Regions from separate parts of the Homo sapiens genome. Here region 2 is linked to region 1. A link is a contact called in ENCODE Hi-C or POLR2A ChIA-PET data. All regions are on one chromosome and are shown on one strand. The core of a region is the stretch at or near the end of the contact, and the rest is flanking DNA. Distances in the headings are between cores, read along the strand shown. Region 1 overlaps SEC61G-DT (SEC61G divergent transcript). Region 2 has its middle 120 kb from the start of SEC61G-DT.

Region 1 (3,649 bases), core at 311-2,810:
CCCTGGTAGTCCTCAAAAGCAGCCCTAGGAGAGAGGTCTGGTTTCATCTTTTCTCTGGAAAACAAACTAAAGCTCAGGGAGCTTTGGTAACAAGCTCAAGACATTAGCAGTAGTGGTTGGGAGCAGAACCAGGCTGTAAGCCCAGGGTTTCCCTCTTCCAGCTTCCGCTTATCTCCCCACAGTGCGTGGAACCTGGGTGGGGCAGCAGGGCCATCAGGGCTGCAGGGTTGGGCCTTAGCGAGGGAAGCTTGTCAGGTCCATGCATGGCCCAGCTAGGAAGTTAGCCTTTACTCATGGTCTGAGGTTCCCTGTCTCCCGGCTCTTCTGTTTGTCAGTCCCCGATCCCTGCCCCACACCGCCCCCCAGCCAGTGACTGCGGTTGTCCTAAACTTTGTCCTCTGGTTCTTCAAGGCAGTGGGATGTTCTCCATGTGAGCTTTCACCATCCACGTGGCACAGACCAGGGGCTGCCCCAAGAGTACAAGTCGTGGAAATGGGAGGTTCACCGGCACCTCCTCCTCCTGTAGGACCCCGCCCTCGGCCGGCCCCTGCCTGCCCTCTCTCCAGTCTGCACTTAGCTGCTCTGTACATGGAGGCTAGAGTCCACAGTTATCTGTAGAGTTCTAGAGTTCGTCTGATGGACACAACTTTGTAATTACCAAGAAATAATTTTTTTTTTTTTTTTTTTTTAAAGACAGTCTTGCTCTGTCGCCCAGGCTGGAGTGCAGTGGCATGATCTCGGCTCACTGCAGCCTCCACCTCCCGGGTTCCAGCGATTCTCTTACCTCAGCTTCCTGGGTAGCTGGGATTACAGGCACATGCCACCACACCCAGCTAATTTTTGTATTTTTAGTAGAGAAGGGGTTTCACCACGTTGGCAAGGCTGGTCTTGAACTCCTCACCTCAAGTGATCTGCTCGCCTGGGCCTCCCAAAGTGCTGGGATTACAGGCGTGAGCCACTGTGCCTGGCCCAAGAAATACTGTCTTACACAAAACATTCTGAATCAAACGGATGGTTTCCAGAATGGATTCATTTTCTTTTCCCCTCTGCTAATAACCTGGTCCTAGGCTCCCTTAGAAGACGCAGTTGCTGCAGGGTTTCCCGCCTCCGAGCAGGTGAGGGCATTCACGCTTCTGCACTGCCCTCCAGTGGCTGACTGCCTGAAATGCGAATCAGATTCTCTGGGAAGCAAAGCGCTCTTCCCAGAGGTAAGGCGACTTCTCAGGGGCTTCCATTATGGAGTAACAAACCGCAGTAGACATGAGTCTCCCTAATAACGAAATAGATTACTGGATTGCAAACTATTTACATTTTTCACTTTTATTTGCAACAACAACAGAAAAACAAAAGCTCTTGAGATGTTTAAAGGATCCGTGACGTAGTTATTGAGTGTAGACAGTAATTAAGTATATTAGAGAAGACTCCCATAAGCACCTGGAGAAGAAAGTACTGAGGACAATCGTGTCAATGACGTGAAGAACTGCCAGGTGAAATGAGACTTTATTGAGAAAGACGCCATACACTTTTGCTTTCTCTGAGTAACACCGCCATCTTGTGTCTTTTCTCCATACTTCCGATAAAACTAGGCAAATCTTTTGCTACTTTGAGCACTTCTAAATGTTTTCTAATAGAAAACATTTTTGGAGCTTTGGGATTCCAAAGCATTTAGGAGCTTTGGAATGTTCTTTCAAAGCTCAAACAGGAGAAAATACACATAAACTCTTCTTAAAAAACTGCATGGAGGTGTAGTTTATATTCAATAAACTGCACCTTTATATCAGTTCAAGGGGTTTTGGCGAATGTATACACCCAGTCAACCTCAACACAACATGTAGATTTCCATCACCTCCCAAAGTACCCTTGTACCTATTTACAGGCAAGCTCACCCCAGCTCTTGTCCAGGCAACCACTGATCTGCTTTATGTCCGTTCTGACTTTTAAGAATTTCATCTAAAAGGAATTATATAGCATGTACTCTTTTGTGTCTGTGTAAATACTTGCTTTTTCCATTTAACATAACACTTTTGAGATCTATTCATTTTGTTAAATCTAACAGTATCTTATTCATTTTTCCTTCTCAGTACTATTCTCTTGTATGAATATACCCCAATTTATTGACCCAGTCTCCTGTTGATGGGCACCTGGCTTGCTTCCAGTTTTTGACTATTAAGATTGCTATGAGCAAATGTGTGTAACAAATGTGTACAAATGTTCTCATTTCTCTTGGTAAATACCTAGAAGCAAATTACTGGTAGAGTAAGTAGATATTTAACTATAAAAAAACAGCCAAAGTATTTCCTAGAATAGTTATACCATTTTCTTTTTTCTTTTTTTCTTTTTTTTTTTTTTGAGACGGAGTCTTGCTCTGTTGCCCAGGCTGGAGTGCAGTGGCACGATCTCACCTCACTGCAACCTCCACCTCCCAGGTTCAAGCAATTCTCCTGCCTCAGCCTTCCGAGTAGCTGGGATTGCAGGTGACTGCCACCACACCTGGCTAATTTTTGTATTTTTGGTAGAGACAGGGTTTCATCATGTTAGCCAGGCTCATCTTGAACTCCTGACCTCAAGTGATCCACCTGCCTCGGCCTCCGAAAGTGCTGGGATTACAGGTGTGAGCCACCGCGCCTGGCCAGTTACACCATTTTCTATTCCCACGGCAATCAGTGAGAGCTCTGGCTGAGCCATGTCCTTGTCAATATCTGGTATGATCATCCTTTTGAACATTGATTCTAATGGGTGTGTGGAGGTGACTCATGATGAGTTTAATTTGCATTTTCCTGCTAACTAATAATGCTGAGCATCTTTGCATGTGGCTATTGGCTATTTGTATATATTCTTTGGTTAAAGTCTGTTTAATTCATTTGCTTCTCTCACTTTATAAAATTGGGTTATTTATCTTCTAATTATTGAATCATAAGATTTCTTTATATATGATGCTCTATAAAAGTATCTTGTCACATATATATATCGTTATTTTTTTCCTAGTTTGTGACCTGCCTTTTTATATTATTAATAGTATCCTTTGGGGAGCAAACATTTTAAATTTTGATAGTCTAATTTATCATTTTTTAAAGTTACAGATTTGTGGGCCGGGCGCAGTGGCTCACGCCTATAATCCCAGCACTTTGGGAGGCTGAAGCGGGCGGATCATGAGGTCAGGAGATTGAGACCATCCTGGCTAGCACGGTGAAACCCTGTCTCTACTAAAAAAAATACAAAAAGTTAGCCGTGCGTGGTAGCGGGCGCCTGTAGTCCCAGCTCCCTGGGAGGCTGAGGCAGGAGAATGGGGTGAACCCGAGAGGTGGAGCTTGCAGTGAGCCGAGATCGCGCCACTGCACTTCAGCCTGGGTGACTGAGTGAGACTCCGTCTCAAAAAAAAAAAAAAAAAATTATAGATTTATTACCTCAAAAATGTTTGCCTACATTGAGATCACAAAAATTTTCTCCTACATTTTTCCTAGAAGTTTTATAGTTTTACTTTTTGCATTTTCATCCATGATCTTTTTCATGTTAACTTTTGTGTATCATATGTTGGAAATACTAAAGTTTTTTTTTTTTTCCATACAGATATATAATTGTACCAGCATCAGCTCTGTTCCTGTTCTTAGCTCCTGTTCTTAGAGAAAATAAGTTCAGTCTTTTGCCATTA
Region 2 (3,606 bases), core at 1,029-3,528, 100 kb before region 1:
CTGATGTCATTCTCAACACCAGAGCACCGTCTATTACATTGCTCTCCTGTCTTGTGTCTTATTCCCCAGTATTAAATCCCTTCATTTTTCTCTATGTAATCACTGAAGTGGTCTTTCTAAATGTGGAATTTACTGTATCACTTCTCTACTTATAAACTGCTGTGGCTCTTGATTAGTCATAAGTTAAAGAGCAACTTCTAAGTATGTCATTCAAAGTCATTCACAAGCAAGGCCTAACCTATTTCCAGCCTCATCTCCTGACCCCACCTCCCCCAACACCTGGGCTTCACCATATCCCACAGTTATGCTTTAGTGCCCAGCCTTCCCTGAATCTCCACACCCCCCATGTCAGTTCCGTGGCCCTGTGCTCTCTGGGCCTGGGCTCTGACCTCTCTTCCTCAACTACAGACTATCTATCGCTGAAGATCCTCTAAGGTTCTGCTCAAATGTTACCTCTCAGCCGGGCAGTCCCTCTCACCCCCAAGGAAGAGTAAATTGCTCCATCTCTTAGCCTCCCTTGAAACATTGCATTTCTACTAGCGGGGTGTACACATCACATAACATTGTTGAAATGTGTGAGTTGTCCGTACTATGATTTGTCTATCTCCTGGTATCTCCTAGAAGGAATTTTTGTTTCTCGCTCGCAGGGTGTAAATTTGTTTTTATATAAAAGTTGTGACCAAGTATCTTAATAGCATTTATTGAATATTACCAGACAGAGTTATTCAATCATTGTTCTCTCATTTATTAGGTCTATAATTTGGGTAAATTTCTTTATTTTTCTGAGTATCATGCTTACTCATCTCTATAAATAGAAATGCCAAGATAAATGGGCAAATGGGTGAATCTAGTGGGCCTGGGACTTGAGCAGAAATGACACTTTATGACTTCCAAGGCTAGGTCATAAAAAGTCAGAGTTTCCTCTTTTTCCTGTCTCTGAGGACACATGCCTTGGAAGCCCTTAGGTGACATATAAAAGATCAGCTACCCTGAAGCATGCTAGAGAGACCACATGGGGAGGCCACATAAAGATAGCGATATCCAAGAAGCCCTAGCTACTATAACCTGCAGCGGTTTGAATTTTCCAAGTATAACCCACCAAAAATATGAATGAGTGAGCCCTTAAGTTATTTCAGTTCTAACTTTTGAGTAACCCTAGTCGACATGGAATAAAGCAAGAGTGAACAGTCTCTTTGGCAGAAGTTCTGCCAAATTGCAGATTCATGAGCAGAATGAACATTGTCATAGAGCACTAAGTGTTGTGATTTTTAATACAATCCTCCAAAATTATTATTGCATATGTGTTTTATAATTGAGAGCAATTAATATGCTTCTTTAATTTTGAAATTCTTAGTTTAAAATTATATGATACTGGTAGACAATTTCCAGAATTTTGGCATAATAACCTACATGTACCCTCTCCCTAGTGAAACAACCTAATTGGTGAAACTGAGAAAAGAAACCCAAACATTTTAAATCTTTGGAACTTGTTCTATGGGCATACAGCATAAAAAGAAACATTTATTTAAGAAAATCTACCAAATTTTGCTAAGAACAGTGAAATTTGAGCTACTTCCTGTTCTTTCTTTCCCCATCCAGCTCAGCAAAATGACAGCTCTACTCTGCATAGATGCAGGCAAGATCAAAGCTCTTTCCCATCGGCCAAGAACATAGGCCTTGTATGACTGTTCCAAATAAAGTCAGTCCCTTAAGTATCTCCATGAGAAGTATCTCTATGAGAAGGGCAAGCTACCAGCTCAGTGCTACAGAGACTCTGTTTGAGGCAAGAACAATGAGAGGTCTGGGGCTTCCTTTCTCCACCCAGCTCCCACTCATACCCCAGGTATGGCAGGCCAAGAATACTGGGGCCCTAACTGCCCTCACCTGTAGCTTAGAAAGCCAAAGGTTCCTCACAAAAGGAGGCAAGTTGAGAAGACCAGAGGCTGCTGCCTCAATCCAGTGCCCTGCTTGCGAAGCAGGGGTGCCACTCAGAGAAGTAAGCCACTATCCTGGTCCCTACCTCCAGAGCAGCGACACAACGGTTTTGCCCAACTAGATACGTTGGTCCTAAGAGGAGAAAGCTCGAAAGCTCCACTTAAGGAACTGACTTTATTTGGAACAGAAAGTAAGGGAAATTCGAGCCTAAGGGCTTTCTGGGAAACAGTGGAGGTAAGCAGTGATTGTAAGTAATTAAGAGAGGGCTGGTAGTTCCATGACAGGAGCAAGCTGCACTACAAACAAGGTGGAACTTTGGCAGAGAAAACCAGGAAACAGACAGCTAAAAAGAGCCCTCCTGTGGTTGGAACAAACCTCAACAGTGGCCTCAAAGATAGGAAGCAATTTAGGCCCAAGGGCATCATCAAAAACAATGGAATAATCAGCTAGCAATTGATGGAAGCTATAATAATAGCTAGATATAATACTGAGACAAGCAGACAGCTTAACAGAATGACTGGGAAGGAGAAAGTCAAAAACAGCCCTGCTAAATTCACCATTATCCCTGGTGACTATGCACATGGCCAAGGCCACATCCTCTGAAGAGTGACTGAGAAATTGCACAGTACAAAAATATAGACTTTCTTAAATAGTTCAACAAGGTCACTAAACACATAAAAAAAAAAACAACAACTCTACTGGGGCGTGTGTGTGTGTGTGTGTGTGTGTGTGTGTGTGACTATTCACTGTTGCTACAATAGTGTATCTAAAATGATATTTTTAACAAAAAATCACAAGATTTGCAAAAGCAAAAAAGGAAATCAATCTATATACAAGAAAAAAAGCAGGCAACACCAACTGCCTTTGAGAGAGTTCTGTTTTAAAATTTAGCAGACAAAGACCTCAAAGAAGCTATTATAAATGTGCTCAAAGGGGCTGGGCATGGTGGCTCGTGCCTGTAATCCCAGTACTTTGGGAGGCCAAGGCAGGCGGATCATAAGGTCAGGAGTTTGAGATCAGTCTGGCCAAAATGGTGAAACCCCATCTCTACTAAAAATACAAAAATATTAGCCAGGCGTGGTGGCACATACCTGTAATCCCAGCTACTTGGGAGGCTGAGGCAGGAGAATTGCTTGAACCCAGGAGGCAGAGGTTGCAGTGAGCCGAGATCATGCCACTTCACTCCAGCCTGGGCAACAGAGCAAGACTCCATCTCAACAACAACAACAACAACAACAAAAATGTGCTAAAAGAACTAAGGTAAAAAAGGCAAAGGGGTAAAGGGAAAGGAAAAGGTAAAATAAAAATGAAAAGGTAGAGGGCATAATGACAATGTCTTATCACTGTGAAATAGAAAATATCATTTCTGTATCTCACAAGAATAAAGTTAGTATAAATCCCAAGGATATTCTGACAAGTTAAGATGTATGTGGTAAGCCCAGCATACATAAAATAATTAAATATATAATAAAAAGGAACTAAAAGTTGCATAAGTTCATTAAAGGAAATAAAAGTCACACTAGAAAAATATTTACTTAATGCAAAAAAGCGATAAATGAGAAAAAGTAGAATAAAAATGACACGAGAAATATAGAAAAAAGAAAGATAAAATGTAAGATATAAATACAGTTTTATCAATAATAAAAATAAATGTGAAAGGATTAATTATGC

The links. Hi-C counts contacts between places; a loop is a spot of excess contacts on that map. ChIA-PET counts read pairs that join two places held with the same protein, here RNA polymerase II (POLR2A). Pooled maps may share reads with other maps.
Region 2: a loop to region 1 is called in a map of Caco-2, with 14 times the contacts of the local background. The contact joins two enhancer-like sites. A Hi-C loop is called at or near these places in 3 of 168 maps with a recorded cell type or tissue (Caco-2, PC-3 and PC-9) and 2 of 50 pooled maps. POLR2A ChIA-PET finds 5 or more read pairs at or near these places in 4 of 52 experiments (GM12878, HCT116, MCF 10A and 1 more).

What each region holds. Positions count from the first base shown.
Region 1 is chr7:54,771,827-54,775,475 of GRCh38, reverse strand. All of the region lies in intron 1 of SEC61G-DT (SEC61G divergent transcript), which reads right to left. Among named protein-coding and RNA genes, the nearest start is that of SEC61G-DT, 14 kb to the right of the region's middle. RefSeq lists a silencer at 1,065-1,224. Within about 2 kb of position 1,560, at least 7 of the 41 ENCODE cell types and tissues checked have a DNase peak (open chromatin) inside an H3K27ac peak, as active enhancers do.
Region 2 is chr7:54,876,548-54,880,153 of GRCh38, reverse strand. No RefSeq gene overlaps it. Among named protein-coding and RNA genes, the nearest start is that of SEC61G-DT, 120 kb to the right of the region's middle. Within about 2 kb of position 2,278, at least 2 of the 41 ENCODE cell types and tissues checked have a DNase peak (open chromatin) inside an H3K27ac peak, as active enhancers do.